Regions from separate parts of the Mus musculus genome. Here region 1 is linked to region 2. A link is a loop called in an ENCODE intact Hi-C map of the cell type or tissue named here. Cell type or tissue: left cerebral cortex. All regions are shown on one strand. Links, peaks and the distances in the headings refer to the core of each region. The heading gives the core; the rest is flanking DNA. Region 1 has its middle 30 kb from the start of Gm35948. Region 2 overlaps Cdh4 (cadherin 4).

Evidence for each region. Hi-C counts contacts between places; a loop is a spot of excess contacts. Peaks named below come from ENCODE experiments on the same cell type or tissue, not always from the same donor. Only the 100,000 strongest peaks of a DNase experiment are listed, where the experiment ranks them.
Region 1: it touches region 2 in a loop (3-fold over the local background); 6 of 42 quality-filtered maps call a loop at or near these places.

What each region holds. Positions count from the first base shown.
Region 1 is chr2:179,066,127-179,074,456 of GRCm38, reverse strand. No RefSeq gene overlaps it. Among named protein-coding and RNA genes, the nearest start is that of Gm35948, 30 kb to the right of the region's middle. In left cerebral cortex, for the core only: a CTCF peak has its summit at 3,902 (motif pointing left); a DNase peak (open chromatin) is centred at 3,902.
Region 2 is chr2:179,873,300-179,881,629 of GRCm38, reverse strand. It overlaps Cdh4 (cadherin 4), which reads right to left. Exons shown (of 16, transcript NM_009867.3): 8 at 7,421-7,558. Among named protein-coding and RNA genes, the nearest start is that of Gm36066, 74 kb to the right of the region's middle. In left cerebral cortex, for the core only: CTCF peaks have their summits at 3,864 (motif pointing right), 6,205 (motif pointing right) and 8,147 (motif pointing right); DNase peaks (open chromatin) are centred at 3,876, 6,233 and 8,120.

The DNA.
Region 1 (8,330 bases), core at 66-8,065, 810 kb after region 2:
GGCTAGAGCTCCTAGAGCCGGTGGGTGAGGGAGAGGGCGAGCATCTATAGCAGAGAAGGCAGGCAGAGGAATTCTCCTGATTTGTGTGAATGTCCTATTTTCAAGCTCCCACCAATGTCCCATCTCACTTGCCCCAGGGACACAGCCAGCCCCCTTCTATTTACTACACAAGGCCCTAGGCCTGACTGAAGAACTGGTTGCCATGGATTTCGATTAGCTGAAAGTTGGGGCTTGAATAGCAAGCCTCTCATTTAAAGGACACCCAGACAGATAAGATGGGCTTTTCAAGGCCAAGTGAGCTGGACCAGGCTTCCTACCCCTTGAACTTGAACATCTCAGAAGACCATTGCCTCCTACAGGGCAGACCAAGAGCATAACCTGGTCTTCAACCTCCTGGTCTAGGATCTAGACCTTGCCCATTAGACATGGTGAGTAAGAGATGTTACATTGTTTCTTTCATTTGCTCTCAGTTTGCTTTTGTGTTAATGTAACAGACCTTTTACTCTGGAGCCCAGGGAAACACATTTGGAAACACATTTGGAAACAATGAAATTATTTTTCAAAGTAGTTCCCATCCTTGCTTTGTGTATTAACTTCTTATCCTTCCTGCTTCTTCACCCTCCGCTGCCAGACTCTCTCACTCGCATTAAGAAACTTGTGTCTTTGCTGCCGTGACCTTTAACTGCCATGGGTAAGACAGGCAGGTAGTGAAGAGCTTTGACCAGGAGAGTGGTGTCTTTGTAAACTTGTGTGAAGACACAGTCGATGCTGTGAACACTCTCATGAAGCAGGAGTGGGCGAAAATGGGGAGTTCTCATCACCATCCCCTCAAGCCTCCCTCTCTTCCTGACATTATTGAACCTTGAGACTTCAATGGCTTCAGATCTAGCTACATTCCCATCGATAATCAAGATCATGTGTTTCCTTGTTTTGTTAAAAACAGCAGTGTTAAAAAATAAATCATTAATTCTCACCTATAGTAACATTACTGTCTGACCTCTTCTCAAGGGAAAGAATGTCTCGGATCATTGAGTTTGCCACAACACAGAACAAGTGCTGTGGCCACCTGAAGGAAGGAGGTCAGAGATGCTGTTCATATCTTGCACTGCCCAGAACACTTCAGTAAACCTATCTGGCATGTGATATCCTTTCCAAGCCTCTGTGATTTCATGTATGTATGTATGTATGTATTATTTACAGTGTGTGTTTGTGTTAACATGCTGTTTATGTACTTGTTAGTGTGTGTATGTATGTATGTATGTATGTGTGTATGTATTATTTATGGTGTGTGTACATGTGCTATGTACTTGTTAGTGTTTGTGTGTATGTATGTATGCATGTATGTATTATAGTCTGTGTTTTTGTGTGTGTGTACATGTGCTGTGTATATACTGGTTATTTGTATGTGTGTGTGTGTGTGTGTATTTTTGTAGTGTGTGTGTGTATACGTGCTGTGTGTGTACTTGTTAGTGTGGGTGTGTGCATGTGGAGGGCAGAGGCAGGCATTGGGCCTTTCCTCTATCACTCTCTACCTTTATTTTCTGAGGACAGGACTCCCTTTCACAGAAACTGATCTGGCAAGATTGGACTGCCAACCAATGAGTTTTAAGGATCTGATTTTCCTATGTTCCCTGTCCCACATGCCTGGTGCTGGGGTTACAGGTGTGCTCTGTCATATGCCCAATGTCTTAGATGTGTTCTGGGGATCTAAACTCAAATGAGTCCCCCCTAAACCTGTGTATTTTGGTAAGGATACTAGGTTTTTTATGAGAACATTGTGTTCAAGTCCCGATCTGGCAGGATGTCATCTGATTTGATGACACCTGCAAAGAACATATTTTGAAAGGGGTGCTCTCAGACACCAGGGTCAGGATGGACCATATCTCTTGGGCAGATGCAATCAATTCGGGACAGGGAGTTGTGCTTGGGAATTGGCGTTCATGTCTGAGGCATTTTGCAAATAGCTTTTTAAATGTCATCTTTGTTTTCCAAGCTTGGGACAGGTCAGCCTGTCTATGGTTCTGGTCTGGGCCACTCCAGCCCCTCCTTGTCTGCACAGCTGATTACATTCCCCTCTTCCCTCATTCCCCAGGTCATTCTGACACTGTGTACCTCTCCCCATGTTTTCTCACAGTGGGGGTTCATCCCAACCCCCACTTCTACCCTTTGCTTCTTTCTGCCCATCTATTTGAATTCTCATTGTTCCAGGTTCTGCTCATTGTCCCTCCCCAGGGAGAGCATCTCTGACCTTCAGAGTAATATGTCCTCCCTGGAGCTACTCACCTTCTTCCCTCTCTTATGTGGCACCTTATTGCTACCACATGAAGAGGCTCTGAACTTGCTCCCTGCACATCTCACCCATGAGATACAGGGTCCAAACAGGCAGAGCCCTGAACTTTGTATCTGTCCTTATTTTAGACCACTTAGGACCTACAGGGTTCATGAATATTCACGGATCAATGACCCTCTTTTTTGAGTTGTTCAAGTCTAGGGTAGACCTGACTCTGTGTCACAAAGTGGGACCAACCAGGCTCTGCAGAGATGAACAAGTAGAGTCCATTACAATATGCATCCAAGTTGTGGGAGATTTCTAGTAATTGTTTAATTTAGAAAGAATGGAGTGTGGAACACCTGCTGCTGATAATATATAGCTCCTATGTTTTCTTAAATTCAATTACGTATCATCCACTAACGAGTCTCCATGTCTCTATCCCACCAGTTCAGTCATTTATGTAATGTGTTCCTGAAAAAACATGATTTTTAAACACAAATCAATTTATTCAGTAATAAAACTTTTATCATTATGGTAAATGGGAAGGCAAATGGATTTGCCATCTACAATAAGTAGGAGTATTCCTCGAAGCTAAATATAACAAAATAAAATAAAACAGAGTAGCACTCGCTGCATTATGACTGCACTGCAAAGGTTCTGGATACGAGGTTGGCTTTCAGGCAGCAGGAGTGAGGTGCAGCTCTGTACCACAGGGGAGCAGGATGTTACTGACTGGAGCAGGCAGGCTAGATCTAGGAAATCTGCCTAGAGAGACCATCACTACTTCAAAGTAAAACATTATTGTGTTTTGTAAGTTCACATGAGGTAAGCTCATATGCATGTATATGAGTGTCGGCTCACATGAGTTGATGTGTATGTATGTGTGTGTGTGTTCCTAAACACCTTTGTGTGCTTGTATGTGTAAGGCATCCTTGAGTGCATGCATGAGCATGTATGGTTACAGGTATGCTCATGAGAATGCATGTGTGTGTGTTCATAGACACCTTTACATACATGTATGTGTGTGTTTTCATAGGCACCCTTGAGTGCATACATGTACATGTGTGTTCACAGTTCCAGTCTATCACAGCTGTGTATAGAAGGGTTTGTAGCTCACAGTCTCTGGAGTACATAGTTTATCACAGCTGAGTATAGAAGGGTTTATAGCTCATAGATCCAGAGTATAGTCCATCACAGGTGGGGAAGCTATAGGAGCTTGAGGCAGCTGGTCACTTTGCATACAGAGACAGGAAACAGACAGTGATGAACACTAGTGCTCATTGCCCTCAGCACTGGTTGTACTTGTTGCGTCCTGGTCTGCCACCCTGTGAAAAGTTCCTGCCTGGCTCTCCCCTTTCCCTGGAAGAACTCCCTTGCTATGCATTCTACTACATTGAACTGAATACTCTGAAGCCATGAGCCAGATTGCATCTCTCCCCCATCAAGTTGCTTCTGTCACATATTTGGCCACATGATGAAAAGTTACTGAAGGAAATTAGTAGCAAAGAAATGGATCAATTTCTGTGAGTAAGCCTGAACAAGTGGTTTTTGAGCCTTTGGAGCTGACTTAGAATTCAGTGGCACTAACACAGACAAGCTGGAAAAGCCCTGGAGTACTGTAGTGCCTCCTAGTGGCTGCTTCTGGTATGAGTTTGGAAGCCAAGTATGCATATAGCCAATGAAGACTGTAGCATTCTGGGGGGAAAAATCGACCTGTGTTCTATCCATGTCCTGAAACTTTGAGCATAATTGATTGAATACAACAGTAATGGACTAATGTATTTGATGGGGAAGAGAGTAGAGAATTTGTTCAGCTGTGGGGACTCTAGTTGAAAGTGGGGAGTAAGAGGTAGAAATAGTTGGAAAATGTGCAACTTGTCCAAAACTAAGTATAGACACGGTTAAAGTTGCAGACAAGATGGCTGTAATTATCAACAGACTGGTGCCATTAAAGAGAAAGTGTGCTTTGTGCTATGACAATAGGAAATGTGTCTGGGTTGAGAGTTGACCCATGGGAGGCTCCAAGGTAAAAAAACAAAACAAAATAAAAACAAACCCAAAAACCAATTTGGAAACTCTCTTTAAACAGTGAGAGCTACAGGTGTGTGCTACAGGAAGAGGGATGCCTAGAGAAACATTCTCAAAGGTTCAGCCATGTGTGCATTCAAATCTGCTGAGCCCTGGTCCAAGGGGACTTGAATACTTCTCAGGACAGAAGCCGAATCTTGAAGTATCCACACAGACCTAGCCTTTCAGATGTGCAGCATAAGGTGCTGTAATTCTGCAGAGATGTGTAACACAATTCTTAAAGAAACCATGTGAGTTCGGGCAATGTGTAACCTCTCAGACTCCCTGAAGGGAATGTTCCAGCTTGTGCTTGAAGCTGGGAGGGGAAGCTGAAGTTGTGAGGGAGACAGTGGCCCATTCTGTAAATGATTGGAATGTGGGATGCTGGCTAAGGGAACCTGTAGTCAGCAAGTAGAGCCGGCCCAAGCGGGAGGACAAACATGCTGTCTGAGGGGAAGTCAGTGGGTCGAGCTGTCTGAGCCCACTGGAGCGCACATCGTAACACCACTTGCCCTGAATCAGGAACATGAAGCTTCAGGATTTAATGGTTTCCCTGTTGGGCTCTGGTCTTTCTTTGAACCAAGCCTTTCTTTCTACACTCCACACTCTTCCCTTGGGTGTGGGATGTTTATTCTGTGCCATTATATATTGGAAGTATGTAATTTTCATTTTCATTTTGCTAGGATCACAGCTCAGAGTTTGCCTTGAGTCTCAGAAGAGACTTTGAACTTTGGACAGTTTGAACAGTGTTAGAATGGTGAAAGCCGTGGGGACCCTTCAAGTTGGAACAAATGCAGTTTGCAATATAAGACTGCCATGAGCCTTTGGGGGACCCTGGGCAAGTATTATGGTTTGAATCAGAAATTTCCCCCATAGACTCACAATTTCTGTCAGGAATTTGCCCATAGTGATGGAGAAATAACAATGCACGGGCCAGTGACTTTTTCCTTACTACAGTCCCACCTGTTGTTAGCACCTGGCACAAGAAAAATCACTTCCCATGCCCAGTTGATAACTGAATCAATAAAGAGACTCCAGCCAAGCAGGGTACATATCAGCTACTCCATGGGTTTGCTGCTTATAGAAAATTGAATGGGGATGGGGGAGAACAGGAGGGCAGAATAGGGAAGAGATGGAGGGCTTCTAAAGGCTGGGAGAGCCTACCTTCTATACCTTCTATGCTAGGTTGAGGATTAGAAGAGAAATATTTGTGGTAAGATGTGTAAACCTGTCACCCCACCCACATCAGATGGTAAGCATAGGACACTGCTAGGATCACCACCTACTTACCTGGGTGACTGAGACCCAGGCTTAGACATAGCTGAGTCTGTGGGTTCAAAGTGGACTCTAGGATCCAGGATGCCCTCTGTGCTGTGGGAGGAAGCAACAGATTCTTATACCTCTAAAAACATCTCAAGTGCCACAGCAGGATTCAAGAGAAGTCAGGAAGAAGCAGAACATCATAACTCAGAGGATGGGGAGGGTGTAGCCATGGCAACCAGGAGCAATATTCTCTCTTCATCTCTGATGAAGGGGGTTCATTCATGTCTGGGGAGACTGAGGACCCAGAAGCCAACAGGATAGTGTTTTTATTGTCTGCTAACGTAAGGGATTGACCCTCTACCCACCCCAGGAGCTGATGGCATTTAAGAAAATCAGCCAAACAATGCAAAGCACAGAAAACAGAAGGGTTGGTTGGCTTTAACCATGGGGTAATTTCCCATCAAACTTTTACCCAGCACAAGTATTTTCCAAACACTGGGATACTTTGCAGGGATACAAAGAAGAACAAAAGCTTAGCCCAGATAGAGTTAGAAGATGATTCTGGAAGCTTCCAACTTCACTGTCTCCCTCATTTCCAGGTAATTGTGGCCAGCTCTTCCTCGTGTCTGCACACATTTTCTCCTAAACAGCTAATAAATGAAAACATCTCTATGCAGAGCTGTTTTCCTCTGATGGAGAGATTTCTAAGTCTGTCACATAAGTCTAGAAGAAATTGTCTGCACAGAGTTCAGGTGTGAGGGCAAGAGGCAGATATGTTTCTGGGGCAAAAGATGAGGGGAGGTGGGAGGGGATGCAGGACATGAGGCAGAACAAAGTCACCCCACCAAGACTTATCTCTGGGTACCTCCTTTTCCAGACCCCAGGCACCGAGATGAGGGAGTCTGAACCCTGCTCAATTTGCTGAACAGGCAACTCCGACCCTTGGGAACTGTGGTTCTCAGGGTAATCTTGTTCCAAGGACACAGCCAAACATGTCTGCATGTCCAGTTACTTGCTGAGGCAGACATTGGCTGTTGACCCATTCAAGTCCATGGCAACCCTTTCAAAGCAGAGCACCTGGGCAGGTAAAACCCTTCATGTAGCCAGTGCCACAGCAGCCTGGTGTGAGCATCCAGGTTGGGGCTGGAGATAACATCCAAACCCTGAGGGCAGAAAAGGGGACGAGCATGCAGGAGAGGCCAGCAGAAATGGGGTGAGTTATGACTAATTCCTTGAGACTGAGGCAACACTCAGGTTCTGGTGTCCTAGGACTGTGGAGTGCTGAGTCACAGGCTGGGGATCCGGCTGATAATGTGATTGATACATTCCTGGATGACCGTGCCCTGCCTTGTGGCTTCCACATTCAACTCTGTAGTCTTTCCAGGAATACTAGACCAGACCTGTGATTCTCTAACAAGTCCACATCTGCTTAAACTAGTTGTGGGGACTCTTGCTTACATCTAAGACCCCTCCTCTTCTGGAATTGCCAGGTGTTTGGCTTTTTTGAAAAGTGAACATGTTTAACATTGAGTGTAGATGCAGAGGCACTACCTGCCTGAGAGTGTCCTGGAGTGAGAAGGGCCATGCGCTGGCCACTGAGCCACGTTACCACCTTGCCTGGCTTAACTCTCTCTAGTGCTTGGCTTTCTTTAGTACCTGAGCTCTAGTTTGACCGAATCATGGGTATTTAGAGTCTTTTTGTGTGGCACACACAGGAGCTCCAGAAAATTGTCTGCCTTTATTTACTTTCTTTCTCGAACAACCACCACATCAATAAATAGCCTTATTATTCTCTGGCTGATACAGTTAATTATTTTTAAAACACAAGATTGTCTATTTGTATCTTGTGTTAGAAACACATGAGATTGACCCAGAAAAAAAATGGACACATCACACTGAGATTGATTAGAAATTCAGAAATGCGGATAGATATTTTTTCTCACTGATGGAGCCCCTAGCCTATGAGCTGTGGATAAACCGTTTGGCCATGAAAAGAGTCGATGGAAACACGCATTAATCTATCCGCTTTCTCCGTGACCAAGGCTGTTAACTTAAGAGCCACGAGGCCAGAGAAGCCATCGATGGGGAGCTACTCTGATAGCAAAGCTAACAGAGATCTCCGTGGCTCTTCAGACACCTAAGTAGATTAACCTGTGTATTGATTACCTGGCCTGCAAATTAATGAGTTATCCCCATTAATTATGTGTGTATCTTCATAAATGTCCTTAGACTTCCTAGTCTAAGGAAGGAAGGTGTGGGGAACCAAGTGAGATCTGTAAGTTTATTCTGAGGAACTGATCTCCACACTGCTGGCCCAGGACATGTTCTTGGCTTTCCCCCTCATAGGTTCCCTTTCCCAGCAAAGAGAGGATGGGCCAAGATAGACTGTCCCTTGGTCTCTATCTTGGCTTCCCTAGACAGCAGACTCCAAATCTGGCCACACCTAAGTCATCTCAGAGGGCTCTGGAGAAAGAAAGAAAAACAAACAAACAAACAAACAAACAAACACAAAGCAACAACAACAAAAGAACATTGTTATTGTAGCCAACACTTTGAAAATACTATTGGCCAGCCCTCTTTATTTAAAATTAGTACATGTATTCATTTACATCCATGGGTCCTTCATTAAGTATGTGTGCATTTGTGTATATATGTGTGTGCAGTTGGGTATATATGCATCTCTATGTGCACGCACCTGCATACATATACTTGTGTGCAGGTCATAGGT
Region 2 (8,330 bases), core at 163-8,162:
ATCTGCACACATCTATGCAGGACAATCTCATCCGTGCAGCAAGCTCTTGTCCTACCCTCACACTTTTCTCATGTGCACGGAGGATCAATGGCAAGTAGCTAGGAGGGATATGTGATGGAGAGTGGGAGGAACAGGAGTCTAGGGGTAGCAGCTACAAGAGGCTTCTGAGAGAAGTGTGCCCTGGCTCCTTCCACCATCTAGTTACTGCCCCAGGTGGCTTGGGGTCAGCCACTGTGGCCAATGACCATGCAAAGAGGTGTTAACCTCTCTGATGTTAAGGCACAGTGAAGTTGCTGTGTGCACCCACAAAGGCCACATGGGCTCACTTGGAGTGGGGGAGGGGGTGTCTGCCTTAGGAATCCAAGTGCCCCCTGCCAACTGTGGTCCGTTACTGGGGTTGGCTTCTAGGTTCTGTGCTTAGGTGCTCTGATCTTACCTGCTCTGCTGTCCTGAAATTCACCTTAGAGCAAGATAAATAATTGTCATGTCAATTCAGGATCAGATGAGAACCCATTGTGTGTATCCTAAAAGATATCCCCATGGTGCCCCCAGTGCTGTTCTGGAACATTCCTGCAAAGCAGAGCCTTCCTTTGATTTTTGAGCCATGTTTGGCCTAGCTACTTTGGAGCTAAGAGGCCTGAGGCTGCAGAAGGTCCCCCCCCGCCCCCAGGAAGCACTAGGAGGGAAGTAAGTGGGGCACAGCTGGTTTCCAGAGAATGCTAGGAGATGAAACCCTACTTTCAAGCCTTCCGCCATTTAACACAGAGGGGCATAGGGCAGTTGCAGAAAGAACAGCAGACCTGAGTGGTGACCACATACGTCCAGTGTCTGGCTTCCTTACTGGGCTCCTGGGTTCCTCTGTGTGGCTGGGTGAGGCTATCATTGCTGGTGACCTCCATAGTGAGAATCTCTTCTCCTGACACCGACATTCCATGTCAGCAATAGGGTTGCCATAGTGTCTGAGGGCCTGCACCCCATGATATGGGGAGCTAGCTGTCTTTGGAGGGAGATCACAGATGCTTGCAGACAGAACCATGTCACCCAAATTTATGTGTTGAGGCTCTTAGCCCAACCCAGCATCTCAGCTGTAACCTTGTCTCAAGAGGTGTCAGCATGATGCTGGGGTTTGTCCAAACCCAGCCTATGTGGCATCCTTGTGCATATTCCCCAGTGGCACACACATTGAGGGTGTATTAGTTATTTTCCCTACTGCTATGGCTAAATCCCTAACAAAAGCATCATAAGGAAGGAAGAGTTATTTTGGATCCCAGTTTGAAGGTTCAGGCCATCGTGGCCAGTAAGTCATGGAGGCTGCTGGTCCCCCTGCATCCGCAGTCAGGAAGCAGAGGGTAAGATGGCTGCCAGTGCAGCTTGCTGTCTCCAGCCCAGCATCGATGATGCGGCCCACATTCAAGGTGGCTTTTTTCTCAGTCAGACTCCACTGGGAACTCCCTTATAAATACACCCAGATCTCTAAATCCAGGACTTTCCATGTCCTAGGAGAGGTGTTCTCTTATAGACCAGATTTCCAGCGTCTGTTTAGTCTGAGAGGTTTTTCTGGATCTTTAGGAATGTTCAGACCCCCTCACATGCTTTCCAAAAGCTGGCTTCTCTAGCCATGACAGTGAAACAAATTCTGCCGGGCTCTGTTCAGAAATCAGAAGCCTAGGTTCTAGATTCTGAATTGGCTTGGAGGCTGGTTCCTTCCACCACTGATACACTGTTTCATTATTGTAACATCTTTGTTACAAATATGTGTAGCAATAGTTACAGATGTAAGTATTGATATATCTGTGAGTCTTAGGCTGTCAAGTTGCAGACATCTAGGTGGGCATGCAGGCCTCGCAGGCTCCATGAGGTAAGAACACATGGGAACTGGCATTATGGTGGGCTCTGAGATGCTCCCTGGTTAGTGGGTAGCCAGGATGACACAGGGTACCCTGGTTTGCTTCCTTCTTCCAACCCAGTGCCTTCACCTTCATACTCTGCTTGGCCAGGTGGGGGCCCAGGGACCCAAAAGAGAGTAAAGTACTTCTTTGGACACAGACCTTGAAGTCTTGGTTCCAGGCTGAGGGGTGACTTGCTGCTGTGGGTCCTTGGTACCCTTTTCCTGTAAGCTACCTGCATCTCTGCCTTCTTACCAGGTCTTCTGCTGGGTGGGGCCTGGGTCTGGTTCACTGTATTCTGGCCTGTCTGTGGGGTCCTTCAGAGGCACTGGAGGCCTCCATTGTCTGAGGGTGGACCCTGAGGGAGGGTTGAGGAAGTGGAGGTGATGCTGGGTGGTCAGGGATGCAAGCTCTGGGCTTAATCCTGTGCCCACCACCTCAGAGCATGAAGAACTAGCCCCCAATTAGTGACTTATGGCTGTGTGCCTGAGTGTAATTAAGGTTACAGAGTCTATTCCAATTTTAAGATGCTAAATTTTAAGTCCTAGGAACTTGTGCTGGATCAAAATCTCTCTCTCCTCCTGGGTTTCCACACTTAGTTGAAAAGCTGAGAATTCAGGGCTTTTAGAGGTTGGCCATGGTACTTGCTGCTAGGATGAGTGGCTGGTAGGTGCCACAGTGCCTCATCTGGCTAGACTCATAGAAGGTTAGCCCAGTTCTAACCCCACAGTTGAGTAGCCTTCTCAGGCAGGTAGGTCACTCCAGAGGACAGCATATGCTATACTCTTGGTTATTGGGATAGATGTTTCTAGAAGAACCTCAAAATCTCGGAGGTAACAGGTACAGATCCTTGGTTCTAAAGTTCGGTGGACTTTTGCCTCCGGGGAAATAATTTCCACCCTGGTGAGTGAGCCATCTGCCTGTGATTGCTACCTGTGGTTTGGATAAGAGTTTTCCAAAGTCCCAGGTATTGAGGACCTGGTCTTTGGCCTGTGCAGTATTAGGGGCGTAGTAGAATCTAGGGTAGGTATGGGTTAGTGGGAGGGAGTCAGGTCAGTGGGTAGGTTGTGCCCCTGAGAGGGCTGTGGAGACCCTGACCCCTTCCGGTGACTAAGTGAGCAGTTTCTTCTTCATACTCCCCACCATGCTTTGCAGCCTGAACACACACAGGTTCACCGTGACCATGGATGGGACCCTCTGAAAACATGAGCCAAAACGGGGGTTTCCTCCTTGTGTACCAATGACATCATTGTCATAGCCACAGAGAACCAATACCATGTGTGTGCACAGCCTGCTCAAGTGCTCTTCAGTTACTGTTCTGCTATGTGCTGTCCCTTGTCCAGCTTGGAGGTGACCTATGGGAACACCATGACCTAACCCTATTTCAATCACTTAACTGGGTGTCACTCACTCCTACGAGGGGACAGATCATCTTGTATAGACAAATATCAAACGTCACTATAGTCTTATTGCATAGGCTGGGCCTGAATGACTCTGCCCTTTTTTCCCAGTGGAGGGACAGTGTGGAAAGCTTTGATGACAGCTCTCACCTCTTACTGCTAAAGGTCTGGGCTAGAATTGCCTGGTGTCTGCAGGTTAAGCCTGTGCTTATTGTTCAGGTGTAAGCTTCTTAGAACCAGCTATGCCCCCATCTTGGCATCGATCACACACAAATGTAAAATACGGACAAGCTTTCTGGGCTCACAGCGGTCTGGACATCAGCCAAGGCCACACAGCAAGAAGGGATCAAGAATAGCTGAGGGTGGCTATGTATGGGCGGGGCAAGGCTTAGAGGAAGAGCACACACAATTGCTGGGTCTCAGGGCTCCTCTGTGCTCATCGGAATCTGTGCATTGGGTAGGTTGGAGGCTCCCAGGACACACATGGTCTGAAGTTGTTTTCCACCCCAGTGGGTCCTGCATTGCTCTGGTGGGGAAGTGCTGGTGGTAGGGTGGCCCTGGGTGAGTTATGGGCTCTGGCCTCTAGGGGGCACTGCAGCTGCACAAGAGCAAGAAGAAAATAACTTTTAATTAACACTTGGGAATAGGATTCGGAGCTGGCAAATCCCTGCATCTCTTTAGCTTTGCCTGATTGTTCTTGATTAAGCTTCACAAAAATAGCCCGTGTGTGTTGTGTGGCCAACCTGCCTGCACACTCCCACTGTGAAGAAAAGACGGTGTCCCTGTCTGCCGCTAATCTGGATGGTACCCTGGCAAGTATGAAGTCTGTAGAGCTTGTATCAGACGGGAGGTGTGCGCTTGATGTGGAAAAGTGTTCTATACTCAAAGGACTTCAGACTGCTACCTGCTCGTCCCTCCCTGCCCTCCACATCCCAGGGAACCAGGGGTTTCTACCTTCCTTCATGGGTTGCATGGAGGCAGGACCAACTCCTGGAATGAGCTTTGTGCCATTAGACTCCACATTTAAGTTCCAGTGTGACCTGCCAGCTGCCTGTTCCCAGCAACCTGTGCTGGCTGGCTCATAGCGATTTCTTCTGTGCCCCAGCTGAGAGGCCGCTGTTCACTCCAGAGCTTCCTTCCTCTCATGCGCCTCTCAGATGGCATGGGACCTGCCTGGGCATTTGCGGTGTGGCTCATGCATATGAGGGAAGATGGAGTTCAGTTAGGTTGTATGTGGTGGTTCAGGACGGACAGAGCTCAGATCCATGGGCAAAATCAGTCTATCCTGAGTGTGAAGGAAACTCCCCTGGGGCTACCGTGGAGGGTGCTCCGTGGCAGGCTCTGTGGCAGGCGCTCTCCCACTGTACTCATCCTCAGGCAGTACTGTTGGGCTTGGGCAGTAGCCTAGCAGGTGCAGCAGCCTCTCACCTTGGAGTCAGAGCTACCAGTTTGGGTCCTGCTAAATTCGACCTCAGACAGTTTCACAGATAGTCGGCCCATTTGACACAAGAGTAGGGATTCTTGGCTCTCTGTCTATCTCTGAGCCAAGGGTATCTGCAGGTCTCCTGCCCTTTCTGAACATAGCAGCCCTTCTTAGAGCTCGTTGGAATGAGAAAGTTGACATGGCTGGAGCTTGTGGTAGGACTGCAAGGCAGGCTGGGTCCTTAAACATCACACACCGGCCTATGAGGCTCCTTCCTGTACCATCTGTCTGTGATGAACACCCTCTCCGGAGGCGTTCTCCTCAAAACCGTTCAGGTCGCTGAGGTGTGCTATCTCCTCTGTTGGGAAGGAGCCCAAAGCTGCACTCTTTTGGCTTCCCTGTGGCCTGGTTCTCATGGTGACTACACCGTCCAAAGGCCTGAGGGTAGGATCAGGGGTCCTGAAATTGGGAGAGTTGTGTGGTTTCTGTACCCCGATATCTGTACTCCAGCAGTCTGGCATAGGCAGAAGGGTATATTCCTGGGAGCACACGTAGCCCTAACTTAGCAGATGCCTGGCTCAAGAGTGCTGTCCTGATTGTTTTTATTTTATTTATTAATTATTATTATTATTATTGTTATTGTTGTTATTATTTGTTGATTTAACACAAACTAGAGTTATTTAAGAAGAACCTTAGTGGAGAAAATGTTTACATCATGTTACCCGTAGGCAAGTCGGTGAGACCATTTTCTTGATTAATGGCTGATGTGGGTGGGCCCAGTCCACTTTGGGCGGTGCCATCCCTTGGGCTACCATTGTTCCTGAGCGCTATGAGAAAGCAAACTGAGCAAACCATGAGGGGCAAGCCAGTAAGCAGTGTTCCTCCATGGCTCCTGACTGGGGCTCCATGCTTCAGTTCCTGCCTTGAGTTTATGCCCTTTATGACGGAATGTGGTCAGAACGTGTCCTGGTGTTTTATCACAGCAATAGAAGTCTAGTTAAGACAAGTGGGTTTGTGTCTGAGTGTGGTGCTGAATCAACTCCTGACAAGGCTACCCTGCATGAGTTTCCTGAACTCCTGCGTTAGCTGTGGCAAGGCATGGTCTAGACTGGGGTGGCCCCTGTGTGGGCCTGGCACTAACCTGACAGCTGAGAGTTCCTGCACTGTCACAGAAGGTGGTTGCCACGCTGAGCACTGCTCAGCAAGCCCTCTAGAGGCCTGTCCATCTAGGCCCAGGGCAGAGGATGTCTGTGGCAGGGCTGTCACTTGCAGGTCAGGGTCAGTGACTGCTTCCCTAGAGTCTGAACAGACCGAACCCAGAGAGAGACCCTCCAGCTTTCTCAGGGTCTCCCTGGCTGGAGCATCAGTGCCTCTCCAGGCTGAGTAGCCTGGCCAAATCTTCTACCCCTCTTTTTCTGCACCTGTTGCTTGTGGAAAGGGACAGGACTCACTCCAGTCTTCAGGGGGCCCGAGCCACCTTGGTTGTCAGTCATCTTCTATTTGGCCACTAGATGGCGCTGTGGTCTAGGAGAACAGGATGAGAACAGGCTCTTGAGCAGGGCTTCAGCCTTCTAGACACTTTCTCTCCCCTCTTCTCCTCTCCACGTGGCATCCATTTTCAGGGTTCAGTCCCAGCTGCTCCCTGTGGGCTGTGTGCCCAGAGTCCCATGTCCTGACCCCAGAACAGAAGCTCATAGGGTAGACTGATTGGGACCTGATGGGAGAGTGTCTACCTATGTGTTTGGCAAAGTCCTTGTTACTATTATGGACACATGCCCCTTTTCACTTCACCGCTGGGAGTGACCTCCTGACCTTTCCCTCGGTACACCCTGGCCTGTAGTCTGCCATCTCTTCAGGGATGGGCTGGACTGTGTTCACAGAACTGTTCAAATCCATGGACTTGGGAGTCCTGGAGGCAGAGATGGCTGAGACCAGGGCCCCACAGAATGTTGGGAGGCACAGAAGTGATTATCATGTCTGATGTGCACCAAGAACGCCTAAGGGTCTCACAGGTAGGGACCCTCCCTGCAGCGTGGCTGTCCCATGGGGTCCAGGAGAAATGACAGTCATGTGATTGATAGTTTTGTCTCTAGAGTTCCCTCCCAGGGTAGGGTGGGAGGGTCTGTTCCTCTGGCCCATGACTGGAGGCCCACAGTGGTCTTCCTATACCATAGTTGTGTGAATACCTGTGTGTTCAGCAAGAACTCTTGACCTCTTGTCCAGTGTTGTAGCCAGTCTTGACCAGTTTCCCTGCCTGCTGATGCGAACCACAAGGGGCTAGCCCCTCTCCACTGAGGACCAAGGTAGAAAGGGACCCTTGCTTCAAGGGCACATATGCCCATAGCCAAGGCCCAGCTGGGCATCTCCCAGTCAGGTACCCACTGCACAGTCATACACGCCTCTTCAAATGATATGGTAGCCTGATTGGTCAGCTCCTCCAGACTTAACAAAGGCCCCAGCAATGTATCAGCCATCACTTAATCTTGGGGCACACCACACCCCTAATTTCCTAGGGCTTTCTCCACAGGTGTGTCTGGGCCCTTCCTTCCCACTAGAAGTAGCCGGCATGGTGTCCCTCTCCTTATGAGGCACCTGTGCTTCGACAGTCATTACCCACAATCCATTCAGCTCTTCTCCCCACTGAGAGAGAAGGAAGTGCCTGTGAATTACAGCTCAGGGCTGGCATCTCTGCGAGAACCTGAGGTACTCACTGTGCTTGTGGTGAATTCCGGAGGGTTGTCATTTACGTCTGTCACCGTGATGATGGCAGTGGCTGTGTTCGAGAGACCATAATTAAGGTTTCCTTCCATGTCAGTGGCCTGGACGATGACGGTGTACTGCTGGACTTTCTGGAGGGGAAAGACAGCGTGTTCAGACTCAGCTCAGTAGATGAGGAATACAGGCTTCCTCAGTGGGTTCCATCCTGGCACAGGCTGCTTGGGACTCCCTGGAGGTGTGGGAGCCTGGTGGTAGGGGGCTGTGGCAGAAGGAGGCTGGCCATGTCTGCTTCTCATCAGCTTTCAGTGGGTGCATTCACTTCTGGTGTTAAGAAAGGGCAGGTCAGGGTTCAGAGGGACCTGCACAGTCTTCAGTATGACAGGGAAGACAGCCTGCAAGGTGCCAGGCTAAGGGATGACACTGTTAGGGTAAAGCTGAACTGCCAGCTAGAGCAAGAGTCAGGGAGCAAAAGCAAGTCACAGCAGTTTGGGTTCACAAGCTCCACAGTGAAGGGGCAGTGAGCACCTGCACGCAGGTGTGCTCTGCGAAAGGCAAGCCAAGAATAATGACATGCTGTATCAGGCACTGCCGGAGTCACGTGACCCTCCCTGCTCACTGCCCACACCAGAGAGTCACGTGGCCCCTGTGCTCACTGCTCACTAAGAGGCAGAGGCACTAGAATTAGGTGCCTTTCTTGACCAAAGGCAGCATGCTGTGGGAGTGACAGCCTCTGACCAGCAGGGGGCAGCTCTGTGGGGACCCTGCCCACTTCTCACTGGCACTGCTGGGGGACAGGGTAGAAAGGACCCCTCTGGGATGTCCTCTAGAGGACTTAAATCTCTACTCCTGTTCTCCTGAGAGGTTTGGAAAGGCCAGTTCTTACCTCACACATGACTCAGGGAA